Linked DNA regions of Homo sapiens: region 2 is linked to region 1. Evidence: chromatin contacts called from ENCODE Hi-C or POLR2A ChIA-PET data. All regions are on one chromosome and are shown on one strand. The core of a region is the stretch at or near the end of the contact, and the rest is flanking DNA. Distances in the headings are between cores, read along the strand shown. Region 1 has its middle 21 kb from the start of TMSB10. Region 2 overlaps TCF7L1 (transcription factor 7 like 1).

Evidence for each region. A loop is a pair of places that touch in the nucleus more often than their neighbours do. ChIA-PET counts read pairs that join two places held with the same protein, here RNA polymerase II (POLR2A). Pooled maps may share reads with other maps.
Region 2: a loop to region 1 is called in a pooled map, with 7 times the contacts of the local background. The contact joins two enhancer-like sites. A Hi-C loop is called at or near these places in 1 of 168 maps with a recorded cell type or tissue (prostate gland) and 6 of 50 pooled maps. POLR2A ChIA-PET finds 5 or more read pairs at or near these places in 1 of 52 experiments (Panc1).

Annotation. Positions count from the first base shown.
Region 1 is chr2:84,922,897-84,930,215 of GRCh38, forward strand. No RefSeq gene overlaps it. Among named protein-coding and RNA genes, the nearest start is that of TMSB10, 21 kb to the left of the region's middle. RefSeq lists enhancers at 2,183-2,232, 3,167-3,828, 3,580-3,629, 4,270-4,319. Within about 2 kb of position 3,040, at least 19 of the 41 ENCODE cell types and tissues checked have a DNase peak (open chromatin) inside an H3K27ac peak, as active enhancers do.
Region 2 is chr2:85,261,387-85,268,705 of GRCh38, forward strand. The region is part of intron 3 of TCF7L1 (transcription factor 7 like 1); the gene reads left to right. It also overlaps the pseudogene SNRPEP11. Among named protein-coding and RNA genes, the nearest start is that of TGOLN2, 63 kb to the right of the region's middle. RefSeq lists an enhancer at 1,152-2,079. Within about 2 kb of position 4,100, at least 10 of the 41 ENCODE cell types and tissues checked have a DNase peak (open chromatin) inside an H3K27ac peak, as active enhancers do.

The DNA of each region.
Region 1 (7,319 bases), core at 1,790-4,289:
CCTGGCCAACATGGTGAAAACCTGTCTCTACTGAAAATACAAAGAATTAGCTGGGTGTGGTGGCGGGCACCTGTAATCCCAGCTTCTCAGGAGGCTAAGGCAGGAGGATTACCTGAGCCCAGGAGCTGGAGGCTTCATTGAGCCATGATCATGCCATAGCACTTCAGCCTGGGCAACAGAGCAAGACCCTGTCTCAAAAAAAAGAAGGAAGGAAGGAAGAAAGGAGGGAGGGGAGGGAGGGGAGGGAGGGAGGGAGGGATTGATTCTAGTTATATAATTCTATGTATAAAATATGCACATTTAAAAAAATATAAGGAAGACATAAAGTTATATTCTTTTGACAAAAAGAATTGTATGTAATACAGAGATTATGTAAAGCCTATTTATGAAAGAAGGTAAAAAGAAACTAGTAAATAGGTGAAAGAGATGTAAAGAGAGTCACAGATGTAAAGATGTATTTTTGGTAACAAAGATTAAGAAGAAAAGAGAATAATTTTGTATGAGAAATAATCTTATGTGGTAAATTTTTGTCCTACAGTAAAATGACTGTTTATTTAAGAAAGAGGGAAATTTATGACAAAACAAAAAGTTCAAGCATGTTGTAAATTGTCTGTGTAAATCATGATAAGGTTCATAAAAAGAAAAGCTATAAAAAATTTTGTGTATGATTAACTTGGCTATAATTAAAAGGAAATAATTTATAATAGTCATGATAAATGTGCTTAACTGCACAAGCAGCCAAAGGGCACAGGAACCACTCTGATTATTCTGTATAGAATTCATTTCCTAGGCCGGGCGCTGTGGCTCACGCCTGTAATCCCAGCACTTTGGGAGGCCGAGGTGGGAGGACCACGAGGTCAGGAGATCAAGACCATCCTGGCCAACATGGTGAAACCCCGTTTCAACTAAAAATACAAAAATTAGCCAGGCATGGTGGTGTGCGCCCGTAGTCTCAGCTACTTGGGAGGCTGAGGCAGGAGAATCACTTGAACCTGGGAGGTGGAGGTTGTGGTAAGCCAAGATCGCACCACTGCACTCTGGGCGACAGAGTGAGACTCCGTCTCAAAAAAAAAAAAAAAAAAGCAGCTGGGTGTGGTAACACACACCTGCAATCCCAGCTACTCAGGAGGCTGAGGCAGGGGAGTCACTTGAACCTGGGAGGCAGGAGTTACAGTGAGCCAAGATCAAGCCACTGCACTCCAGGCCTGGGCAATAGAGTGAGACCCTGTCTAAAAAAAAAAAAAAAAAGAAATTCAATCTGGTCCTGCACCCCACTATTAACTATATCTACCACATCAGTGCTCCTACAGGGGAGGCTACTTCCCTGAACACAGAGAGTGGGTGAGAGTCTCAGGTCCTTGAGGAAACTGCAGGCTTCTGGCTCCTCCCAGTCCTGGGGAGTTTCCCAAACCTCTCTCCCTTTGTCTTGACACTTCCTCTCATTCTCTTCCCCTGGGGTCAACCCACGTAATCCCGGTGCAGCCCATTCCTTCCTGGATTAGCCCACTAAAATGCTAAAACCCATCAGAGTTTCCTTACCACCAACACTGCTCGTGAACAAACCTGTCACCAGGACCTGAACTGTACCAAGGGATGCTTTTCCCCACTATAATCTTCATCAACCTCTTAAATAAAATAAGCACTTATAATATCCTCATATAAACATGAATAAAGGCATCTCTGGAAATGTTTCTGTTTTAATTAAGCTGCAAACGCTTCATCCTTACAAGGCATATAGAGTTTCAAGGCAAACCCATAGTTGCCCCCCACATCCCCAGACCACCCCCTCCTGACTGAAGCAGAAAAATAGGGTCTGGAGGCAGGGAACCTAAGGCCGATTCACGCTGACTTTCTAGAACTAAATCAAAAGGAAAACCCCAACTTTCCACACCTAAGTAACAAAAGGACTGGAGGCTACTCCCTTTGCAAACCCCACCCCCCTTTTCTGTGGGGCCGACGGAAAATTGAAAGTATCTCTGATTGGTTGATTTCTGCAACCAGATATTTGCATAGGAGTGTAACTTTGTAACTTCACTTCAGCCTCTGATTGGTTGCTTTCCACAACCAATCAGACACTTACAAAGGTGTAAGTTACTTTGTAACTTCACTTCAGCCTCTGATTGGTTAATTTCTGCAACCAATCAGACTGATAGTGGGCCACTATTTCTTTTACTTAGAGTGTACACCAAGTCGCCAGTGGGAAACCTCTAGAGGGTATTTAAACCCCAGAAAATCCTATGCTTGGTCTGTTCGCACCCTGTGGAGTGTACTCTCGTTTTCAATAAATTTTTGCTTTTGTTGCTTCATTCCTTCCTTGCTTTGTTTGTGCATTTTGTCCAATCCTTTGTTCAAACTGCCAAGAACCTGGACACCCTCCACCCATAACATAACCAGATTGCTGCCTTTGAGCCTCTTCTTTTTTAGAAATTCTAAAGGCGCTACTGAGAATATGATGCATGTCCCTTCAGCCACTAGCTGTTCCCATCTCTTCTGGGAGATGTTCAGCGCTGGGTCCTCTCCACCTGCCCACAGGTTTAGGGAGCCGAGGGAGCCTTCCAGAGCCTCTAAGTCACCTCTCTAGGAGGCTGTCTGCCTGGCCCACACACAGGCAGGCCCCATTCTTGGCCTCCCCAAGCCAAGAGGGCACAGACTGATGATCCAGGGCAGGTCTAGGCAAGTGGGGCATGCAGGGATGTTGTATTAAAGCTTAAGCATCATGAGAGGATCTGATGACTCAGGGAGCAATTTCTTGAGCCCATATTGTCCACCTGGGAAGAAATTGTGGCTGAGGAGTATTCAGGAGCAGCTATGGGGGAGAGAGGGGCAGAAATACACCTCAAGGTAGGCCTCTACTGGGTTCAGGAGGTCCCGGGGCTAGGCAGAGAAAGGCAAGCTTGAGACCCAACAGCGCCACCCACCATGCATAAATCGGTTCCCTAGTCATCAATTCGCTTATGAATACGGAGGCCCCGGAAAGGTGAAGGGTGCCTTCTGGTGGCCAGCTGTGGAGGTGGCCTCGGAGAAGGGTGACCCGAGTGACAAGTTGCAGTGAGCGCTGGCTGCGTGCCCAGCCGCGTTGCACAACTCCCGGGCCACCAGGGGGCGCCATTCTCACACATTCCAGAGCAAACGGTGCTCCTTGGAGTTGAGCGGCGCGACGGTCCTGCAGCAGCTAGCCTGGGATGTACCCACAGCTCACCGGGGAGTCCGGGCCACACGTCAGCTGGATCTTGAATGAGATGAAGACGGGGAGAAAGGGCCTTCCGGACAAAGGGCTTACGCCCTGGATAAAGGGCGTGGAGGGGCGTGGCACGTTCAGTCTGGACACAGCATAAAGTGCATTGGAGAGAGGCGGGAGACAGGATGGAAAGGAGGGTGGGAAGAGCTATGAAGCTCCCCAGGGCCTTGCTAACGCGTTTGGACTTTATCCCGCGCCAGACTTTTTAAAGGTGGTAAGTAGTTTACAGATGTGCGTTTTGAGGCCAGCACATTTTGTTGTTGTCGTTTGTTTGTTTGTTTTTCTTTGAGACGGGGTCTCACTCCCAGGCTGGAGTGCAATAACGTGATCTCAGCTCACTGCAACCTCCGCCTCCCAGGTTCAAGCGATTCCCCTGCCTCAACCTGTCGAATAGCTGGGGCTACAGGCGCCCACCACCACGCCTGGCTAATTTTTGTATTTTTAGTGGAGACGGGGTTTCACCACGTTGGCCAGGCTGGTCTCGAACTCCTGACTTCAGGTGATCCTCCCGCCAAGGCCTCCCAAAATCCTGGGATTACGGCCATCGTGCCGGGCCAGCAGCACAGCGTCTTAAGCAATTTTGGATATGAATACCTTCGAGACGAGCTTGCGCTCCCACAGACCCCACCACTCCTACAGTCTGTAATTACCCCCAGCTGCACCCATATGCGTAGCTTCCCTGGTCCAGAGGGACGTGCGTGTGTGACCCTGCAGGATAGTGGGGTGGCCCTGCATGGCATGGCTGCCAGTGCTAAGAGGGGTGTGCCGCCAGCCTCTGATCCCTCTCACCGGCGGGCCCCCCATCATCATCACTATATGATGACCTGAGGCGTCCAGGCTCCCGAGGAAAGCCTGCCGCCCTGGTTCCTACAAGGGACGCCTAAACACAGAGTCCTAAACACAGAGTCCTAAACACATGCAGGGTTGGAGGGAGACTGACGAACTCAACTACCAGCCTGCAGTCGGCAGCCATCAGCGGATTGCAGGTACCCCGCGTGCGTGTCTCGGCTACAGTGCGGAAGACAAGAGGCCTTAGGAAGTGGGAACGGGCGCCATCTGGTGGTCATCTCTGGAGTGACAGCAGAGAACTGGAACATATTTTATATTTTGTTTCCACTGCTCCATGACTTGACTAAAGCAGAAACAATTCGGAGAGTACTGTAGTATTAAATACCTAAGGGCCACACCAGGCCAGAAAGCAACAAAAAAGAAATGCTAAAAAGAAGTTCTTCAGAGAGGGATCCAAGAAGGAATAAGTGAAGGTAAAATGAAATCCTTTTTCTTATATTTAATTAATCTAATAGATAACTGATAAAAGTTCTAATAGCAACAATGTATTAGGCAATTGTAGCATATGTATAAGTGAACTGAATAACCGCAATGTTATAAAGGATGGGAAGGAGGAATTGTGAATGCATAAATGGTACCTGCACCACTTGTAACACTTGTGAAGTGCTGCAGCGTTATTTACAAGTGGAAGTAGCCAGACACAAAAGGGCAAATATTGTATGAGTCCATTTATATCGTTGCCTACAATAGCCCAAATTAGAGAGAGAGAAAGTAGTACAGAGTTTACAGGGACTAAGTCAAGGGAAAAATGGGGAGTTGTTATTTAATGGGTAGAGTTTCTGGGATGGTGAAAAAATCTACAGACAAACAGTGTTTTTTTGTTTTGTTTTGTTTTGTTTTTTGAGATGGAGTCTCGCCCTGTCGCCCAGGCTGGAGTGCAGTGGCCGATCTCGGCTCACTGCAACCTCCACCTCCCCGGTTCAAGCAATTCTCCTGCCTCAGCCTCCCAAGTAGCTGGGACTACAGGCGCCCGCCACCACACCCCGCTAATTTTTGTATTTTTTAGTAGAGACAGGGTTTCACCATGTTTGCCAGGCTTGTCTCGAACTCCTGACTTTGTCATACGCCCACCTCGGCCTCCCAAAGTGCTGGGATTGCAGGTGTGAGCCACCGCACCTGGTCCAGCAGTGATGTTTATACAACATTGTGAGTGTACATGATGCCACTGAATTATACACTTAAATATTGTTAAAATTTGTCAGGCATGGCTGGGTGCAGTGGCTCACACCTGTATTCCCAGCACTTTGGGAGGCCAACGTGGGTGGATCACCTGAGGTCAGGAGTTCAAGACCAGCCTGGTCAACATGGTGAAACCCCGTCTCTACTAAATATACAAAAATTAGCTGGGAATGGTGGCACATGCCTGTAATCACAGCTACTCAGGAGGCTGAGGCAGGGAGAATTTCTTGAACCCAGGAGGCAGAGGTTTCAGTAAGCCGAGATTGCACCACTGCACTCCAGGCATTCCAACCCGGGCTACAGGACAATACTCATAAAATAAAATAAAATAAAATAAAATAAAATAAAATAAAATAAAATAAAATTTGTCAGGCATCGTGGCTCATACCTATAATCCCAACTCTTTGGGAGACAAAGGTGGATCACTTGAGCCCAGGAGTTTCAGATAAGCCTGGGCAATATAGTGAGACCTCAGCTTTACAAAAACTTTAAAAAGGAGCCAGGTGTGGTGGTGTGCACCTGTAGTTGCAACTACTCAGGAGGCTGAGGTTGGAAGATCCCTTAAGCCTGGGAGGCAGAGGTAGCAGTGAGCCAAGATCATGCCACTGCACTCCAGCCTGGGCTACAGAGCAAGACCCTGTCCAAAAAAAAAAAAAAAACAAAGGTTAAAATGACAAATTTTGGGGCCGGGCGCGGTAGCTCACACCTGTAATCCTAGCACTTTGGGAGGCCGAGGTGGGTGAATTACTTGAGGTCAGGAGCTCGAGACCAACCTGGCCAACATAGTTGAAACCTCATCTCTACTAAAAATACAAAAATTAGCCGGGCATGGTGGACTGCACCTCTACTCCCAGCTACTCGGGAGGCTGAGGTGGGAGAATCACTTGAACCCGGGAGGCAGAGGTTGCAGTGAGCTGAGATCACAGCACTGCACTCCCACCTGGGCAACAGCATTAAGACTTATCTCAAAAATAATAATAATAATAAATGACAAATTTTATGTTATGTATATTTTACCACAATAAAAAATGAAATAGGCCAGGAGAGGTGGCTCACACCTGTAATCCCAGCACTTTGGGAGGCCAAGGCAGACGGATCACCTGAGGTTGGGAGTTTCGAGACCAGCCTGACCAACATGGAGAAACCCCATCTCTACTAAAAATACAAAATTAGCCAGGTGTAGTGGCACATGCCTGTAATCCCAGCTACTCGGGAAGGCTGAGGCAGGAGAATCGCTTGAACCTGGGAGGTAGAGGTTGCAGTGAGCCAAGATCGCACCATTGTACTCCAGCCTAGGCAACAAGAGCGAAACTCCGTCTCAAAAAAAAAAAAAAAAAAAAAAAGGAAATAACACGTGGCCAGGCACTGTGGCTCATGCCTGTAATCTCAGCACTTTGGGAGGCTGAGGCAAGCAGATTACATAAGGTCAGGAGTTCAAGACCAGCCTGGCCAACATGGCAAAACCCCATCACTACTAAAAATATAAAAAATTAGACAGGCGTGGTGGTGCACACCTGTAGTCCCAGCTACTGGGGAGGCTGAGGCAGGAGAATTTCTTGAAGCTGGGAGGCGGAGGTTGCAGTGAGCCAAGATTGCGCCACTGCATTCCAGCCTGGGCAACAGAGCAAGAAAAAAAAATGTGACATGAATAGAAAAGTTACAAATATGGTAGATATTAATCTAACTATATCAATAGTCATTTTAAATCTGAACCATTTTTTAAATCTACTCTGATGGTGTGATCATCAGAGTGGATTTTTAAAAGAACCCCAATTAGATGGTGTATACAAGAAATCCACTTTAAATATGAAAACTCAGATTAATTAAAAATAAAAGAATGAAGTAAGATATATTATGCTAAAACTAATCCAAAAAGAAAACTGGAATAGCTATATTAACTTTGGACAAAGCAGACTTCAAAACAAGGAAAATATCATGGATAAAGAAGGCAGTATGTAATGACAATGGAGTCAGTTTTCCAGAGGGATATAACAAATTCTTAACCTAGATATACCTAACAACAGAGCATCAAAATATGTGAAGCAAAAACTGA
Region 2 (7,319 bases), core at 2,850-5,349, 340 kb after region 1:
ATTTTCATGTTTGTGATTTGAAGCATGTGTGTGCTCACGAAGGATACCTCCCTGGACAATGCCTGGAAGAGGACTTTGTGAAGTGGAGACTGTACATGATTCCACCAGCAAGCATGTGTCTTGACAAAGGTTGTTAAGGACAAGAAGTTGTGCCTTAGCTGTAACCAAAACCCAGCCTAAGCAATCAGGTGAGTTGAAGTAGATGTTGTCAAAGCTAAAAAGAAGCCAAGCGTGGTGGCTCACACCTGTAATCCCAGCACTTTGGGAGGCTGAGGCAGTGGGATTCTTGAAGCCAGGAGTTTGAGACCAGCCTGGGCAACATAGCAAGATCCCATCTGTTAAAAAAAAAAATTAGCTGGGTGTGGTGATGTGTGCCTATAGTCCCAGCTACTCAAGAGGTTGAGGTGGGAGGATCGCATGAGCCCAGGAGGCCACAGTGAGCCATGTTCGTGCCACTGCACTCCAGCCTGGGCAACAGAGCAAGACAGCATCTCTTTTTTTGTTGTAAGACAAACAATCCCATAGCATTTATTGCCATCTTGTAATAACATAAGGGTAATCAAAACAATATGAATAAATGTTCATATTGGACAAAGGACAGCTAAAAACAAACTGTATCCTTCTCAACAATTTCTCACTTCATTGATCATTTCTAGCTGGAGACACTTTGTAGCAGAGGAATACCTCCTTTTAGCATGATCCGACCCAGTTGTTTTCTTGACTTTGTTTTAGAATGAATCTCTTCCGCATCATCTAATAACAAGGTTCGTATACTCATTAAAACCAATGATACAGCCTTCTGTCCGCATATTCACTTGCTCATAGAGCCACACCTGAATCTGCGATCTATTTTGTAAGTATCTGAAGATGAGGTTGATGGGCGCATCTTCACCTTCTGCACTTTCTGGCCCTGGCCATGGTATGCCATGGTGGAATTTCACAAAGAGCACACCCGCACGCTGCCTCTGAGAGCAACTTCCAGAATCAAGACACCGTCTCTTAAAAGAAAAAAAAAAAAACTAAAAAGAATAAGATGTAGGCTTAGGGCTTCCTCCCCTGAGGAATTCTTTTGGATCCCTCTGGCCTCTGACAAGCCAAGCAGAATATGGAGAAAGGAGTCTGTAGAGGCTGCTGTCAAGTCCAGGGTAAAAACACGAGCATTTCCAAGCATTTCATCAAGGACTTGTTAAAGATCCAGGTTTGAAGTCTCCAAGGAAGACTTTTTTTAAAGATGTTGCCCAAAGGAAAAGAGATCAAACCAGCAGAATGAATTCCCCATCATATACATGGGGGATACCCAGGAACTCACAGGGTCTCTCCGGAACTCTGAAAGCAATTAGAGAACAAGCATATGGGTTGTGGTCCCTAGAGTTGGAGCCTGATGCCATCCTCCAATAAGTTCTCCAGCAGATTCCCTTTGGAAGGCTACTCATGGACCCGGGAAGAAATGACACCCAAGAGCGGGGAACTAGAGGCTAACACAGGGTACTTGCTACTGCAGTGGCTTCAGATACCCTACCCCTACCCCAAACTTGGGCCAGGCCAGTGGCTATGGAACTCCAGAAAGAAGGGCCTCAGAGAGAGAGAGGGAGAAGGAGAGAGTGTCATCTACATCATGACAGTTGCACCTTTTCCATGTGCAACTGGGGAAAGCTGCGGTCCCTCAGCAGCCCTTTGCCTTCACTTGGGCCAATGACCAAAGGTACCCAGGGTGGTAGTCCAGTCACTGGCAAAAGCATGGCAGCCTTTTGGCAAAAGACTTGGGGGCATAAATAGTGAAACACTCAGAGAATGGAATGATTGGCTGGCTAGAAAATGGATGGAGGGTGTTGTTGGGAATAGGCAGTTGGAGATGGGAAGGGTAGGCCAGGGCTTTAATGCCCACTGAGCAGGCATCGGGAACCGCTGGAGCTTTTGTTGGGGGTAGGGTGGAGGGGGGGAAGTAATGCAATCACAGGAAGGGTGGGCTGGCCTGGGGAGGGGCTGCCGGCAGGAGGGCAGCTCAGAGTCTTTACAGAGGTCCAGGGCAGTGAGCAGCAGAGATGAAGGGGAACAATTGGAGAGACAGTCCAAGTTAGAATGACAAGACTTGGTCCCCTGTCAGTTGTAGAGAGTGAGGGAAAGAGAAGAGGCCAGAATGATCCCCAAGGTTTGTACAATACTCAGGGTGACCGCATGTCCTGGTTTACATCATCCATCATAATTGTTAAAGGTGTTCCCTTTCACTTTCAAAGGAGCCTTGGTTGATAGGATGTAGGAAACAGGATCAGGGCTGGATTTTGATGAGTCTGTGTGGGATTGAGCTGCCTGTAGCACGGTGTCAAGGAAGCACTTGGAGATGAGGAGGAAGGCTGGAGCCAGCTGCAGAGATGAGCGTGATCACCGCGTGGGTGCCAACCTGCAGGGGGAGGAGGAGACTACCCAGAGAACACCAGCTTTCGAGGCATAGGCCAAGGTTCTGAGGAGCGGCTGGAGGAGTAAGTGGAAAACCAGCCGAAAGGGTGCCCCAGAAGCTGAGGGGCCTCTTAGGAAAAAGACCTGGAAGATGACATTGGGTTTGGTAGTTAGGAGGTCAGCAGTGGCCTTAGCGAAAACAGGGCCAGTGACGTGGAAGGCAGGTGGCAGTGGGCCGAATGATTGGAGGGAGTGGAGGCATTGACAGTGGGGGTTTGACGGTTTTGTAAAGAGCTTGTAAGGGAGAGACGGCCTCAGCACAGGGCCCATCCAACTGTGGGTCTCCAGCCAATTGCACTGATTTTTCCTGCCCATTCTTCCTTCTTTGAAGGGAAAAATGGAAATTGAAGAGGAAGAAATCAATGACCCATTTGAACCATGACTTGGAGTTTAATTCAGCGTGTATCTGAGTGACTACGTGAGTACTCCTGACCTCCAGGAATGGATAGAATGGAATATGGAAAATCAAGGTGGATCAAATGAGAATTTGGCCAGTGGACTTACAAAAAAGTATTCAAATGGGCCACACCTACCCAGTCTGGTGCTGTGCATGCATCACAAATCCTCGGACATGAGATGGAGTTGTCACCTGGTCAGTGATTGGGTTTCAGAGTCTGGATAGGAACTGGGGGCTCAGGAAGGAAGTGGCAAAGATGTGGAATTTTCAGGTCATCATCAGGCCTGAACAAGACCTGATCACCACCCAGTCTCGGTCCTCAAACAGCTGCTTGTGAAAGTTAAGTTCTGTAACCAACTTCATGCACAGGCTATGCCTAGAATTGGTGTTCTACTAGGTCAGTCAGGAAGTGACAGGGGATTTGAGAAATGTTTTTAGAGCCTTTGTGCTCTGAAATGTACCCTCCTCCCTAACCCAACTAGCCTAGCCTGGATGCTTGAAATTCCATAAAGACCAAGCCCTGGATTTGATTGGAGAGTTGGGGGAATGTGTTGCAGCCCCTCTCCCAACCCAGAAAGAAGGCATGTAATGTGCTAACGCCGTTAGGAGTGTTTATGGCATATGGGTTATGATATTGAATTTGTCCAATAAACCATCAGGAAACTTGTGTGGGCATTTCCTGTCTCACTTTGTGATGGCTAATTTATGAGGGCTGCTGTCAGGTTATAGATTCTCCATTTTTACCAGAAACTTCCACCTTGAGCCTTATAATGGATCCACCGGAATGAAGATATGTATTCTAGGCAAGGATTTAGGTAGGGGAGAACCATGAACCTGGCACACAGTAGCACTAAACAGTGTTTAATGGGTAAGTGGGTGGATGCTTGCTCTGGGCTGTGAAAGAAGAGTGTAAAAGAGACAGGACCATAGATCCAGGAAGGTCATCTTTGAAAGAGAAGCCCAAACAATGGGTAGAAACTACAGAAAGTTATGGAGGGGTAGGTGTGAGCATTTGGGGACCACTCTGATCGCACATTAATATTACCTGGGAGCTTAAAAAAAAAAAAAGTAGATGCTTAAGCCCCACCCTGGAAGAGTTAAATCATAATGGGGAACGCAGACAGGAATCAGTGTTTTTAAAGCTCCTCCCAGCAGCCCTGGTGCCAGTGAGATCTGAGAACTAGCAGACTGGGTTGTCTCCTCTGGTTGAATTGGCGCCCAGACCTTCCCCCAGAGGGGAATCCCTCTGGAAGGGAAAGAGTGGAGGAGAGTGTCCAGGGCGGGGCTGTAGAGTGGACCCTTCCTCAGCCAAGGAAGGACTCGTGCAGCTGGCAGTCACAGCACTTACTGGCCCCAGCGTATGTTGCCCAGGAACCATTGAAGGCTTCCAAACGGCTGAGGTCACATTTTTCCAGGCCCTAATGGGAACGGTTGGGAAGGTTGTCAGGGGCAAGACCCCATTCAAAATAAAACAGCACTCAGAAGTTCAGAAATGAGAGGCTGAAGATTTGAATATAGACTTTACTGGGTTTTTTTTTTTTGAGTGTTTTTATATATTTAATTTTTTTAATTAAAAAGTGATTCCCATTGCATATATTTGCATTTACCTTTTAAAATCAATGTATGTTTAGCCAAAAGAATAAAATAAAAACACCCATAATCTTGTCTCCCAGAGAGATTAAGTTCAACTCACCTCTTAGTGTATATTCTTCCAGATTTCTCAACACATACATAAAGATACCTGTTTTACAAAATTACAAGTAAAAGTAGGATTCAATACATGTTTTTTCTTTTTTTAAGCACTCCCCATTACACAGGTGGAAATACATGTTTCGTATCTTGCTTTTTCACTTAACAGTGTAAACACCTTTCTGTTTCTGTAAATAACCACCTACTACATAAATTCAGATATCATAATTGCAGCATAAGGCATTTAATATCTTTCAGCTATTATAAACAGCTCTTCAGTGAACATCCTTGCAGCTATATTTTGCTTGCATCCTTAATTATTTCCTTAGGATGCATTCCTAGAGACAGTAAGCCTTCAGAAGACTTGATACATACTTCCAAATTGCACAAGACAGGATTTACTAATTTACTTTCCCACCACCAGGGTATTAAAAAGTGCCTGTGGTAATTAAAGGGGGAAAAGGCCACTGCCAACATGAGAGACTAAAAGTAGTTAACTCATTACTGAGTTCATAACTTCTTTATCTCAAATTCTGCAAACAAATGGGAGTGGAACCCAGAGATTTTCCTTGACGGCTTGATGCCCAGCCCAGGAGGATCTTTGTTGTCTGGCCCACCAGGTCACCGGCTCCTGGGGTTTTCAGTGCAGCAGGTATCCTTGTCCAGGGCCTTTGTTTCCCGCTGGTCATTGGTCCAGCATGCTTCCGGTGGGGACTTGGGAACCACCAGGGGGCAGTGTGGAGCTGTTGAGCATGCTCTGCATGCCTTACGGCTTATCCATATTGAAACTTTCAATAATACAAGTATTCTTTTGTTGTGTTTTATGACTTCTCAGATTGGTATTTATAATATTGATTTGCTTACATTAGTATTTCATCCCCTTCCAATTATTTTTATGTTTATGTGTTGTAAAAAAAATAACCTGATCCATCATAGCTGTTCTGTAGCTGGCGGCCAGGACACCTGGGTTGTTCTGATCCCAGCTCTGCCAGTGTCCTCCGTGACCTTGGTGGGACAGCTCACCCCATGGGCCTGACTGCCCTTATCTGAGGAGTGCCAGGATGGGCTGCAGGAGTGGTATGTTTTCTTCTCTTCCAGCACTAGCATAATGAAAGGATTGAGAGTTGGCCTTGGCCAGGTGTGGTGGCTCATGCCTGTAATCCCACCACTTTGGGAGGCCGAGGCGGGCGGATCACTTGAGGTCAGGAGTTCAAGACCAGCCTGGCTAACGTGGTGAAACCCTGTCTCTACAAAAATACAAAAATTAGCTGGGTGTGCACCTGTATTCCAGCTACTTGGGAGGCTGAGGTGGAAGAATCACTTGAACCCGGGAGGCGGAGGTTGCAGTGAACCAAGATTGTGCCACTGCACTCCAGCCTGGGCAACAGAGCGAGGCTCTGTCTCAAAAAAAAAAAAAAAAAAAAAAAGAGTTGGCCTTTGGGGCTGGGCATGGTGGCTCACACCTGTAATCTCAGCACTTTGGGAGGCCGAGGCAGGTGGATCACTTGAGGTCAGGAGTTCAAGACCAACCTGGCCAACATGGTGAACCCCTGTCTTTACTAAAAATACAAAAATTAGCTGGTGTGGTGGCGCACACCTGTAATCCTAGTTACTCAGGAGGCTGAGGCAGGAAAATCACTTGAGCCCAGGAGGCGGAGGTTGCAGTGAGCCAAGATCGCACCATTGCACTCCAACCTGGGCGACAGAGGAAAGACTCTGTCTCAAAAAAAAAAAAAAAAAAGAGTTGGCTTTTGGGTTTGGGATAGACTGGGGCAAGTTAGTTAACCTCTTTGTACCTTAATCCCTCCATCTGTTAAATGAGGATAATAATAGCATCAACTTATAAGGCTGTGGGGGTTAAACGAAATAACACATGGAGTATCTGGCACAAGGTAACGCATCACTAAATGTTTTCTTTAAAGAAATCTGTTTATCCAAGATTTATGCAGACAGTTTCCTGTCCCTGGCTTTGGCACATACTTATTTGCTTATCTGAAATGATATTAATATCAAACAGAGTATGAATTTCAGAAGTGCTGTATTCCACAGTGGGGCTGAACAGAAGAATCCCAGCATCAAGGCCCCCAGCTACAAAAGATTAGAATGTTTTTGTTTGTTTTTTAATAATGTATTAACTGTAGGGGAAAATATAAAAATAGAAGCAGATATGATATTGGTAAATGTTTTTTATTTGATCACTTTAGGTAAATGGAGTCTTACTCACCTGATAGGGTCCCCAGTGGCAGCGGACTTTCCCATTCCCTCTATCCATCATTCTCCCAAAAGGTGATGGTTTCTCTGTTCTCACCCTAGGTCAGCTAAATTAGGGTCTGTGGCAACAACCCCAGGAGTGTGACCGCTAATTGCCTTTGCAGACAACATTTCCACTAGAGCTGCCTGGGAGGCAGCACCTCCAGAGAGAAGGACTTGCACCTCTAATTTGGTTAATCCTAGAACACCCTGCAATAGTCATCAAGCACCTCTCACAAATGATATGCTGTGCTTAAGGCCGTGGGGACCCAAAGGGCGAATAAGATTGGATGCCTTTTTTTTTTTTTTTTTTTGAGACGGAGTCTCGCTCACGTCACCCAGGCTGGAGTGCAGTGGCACGATTTCGGTTCACTGCAACCTCTGCCTCGTGAGTAGCTGGGATTACAGGCGCCCGCCACCATGCCCGGCTAGTTTTTGTACTTTTCATAGAGACGGGGTTTCACCATGTTGGCCAGGCTGGTGTCGAACTCCTGACCTCAGGTGACCCACCCTCCTCGGTTTCCCAAAG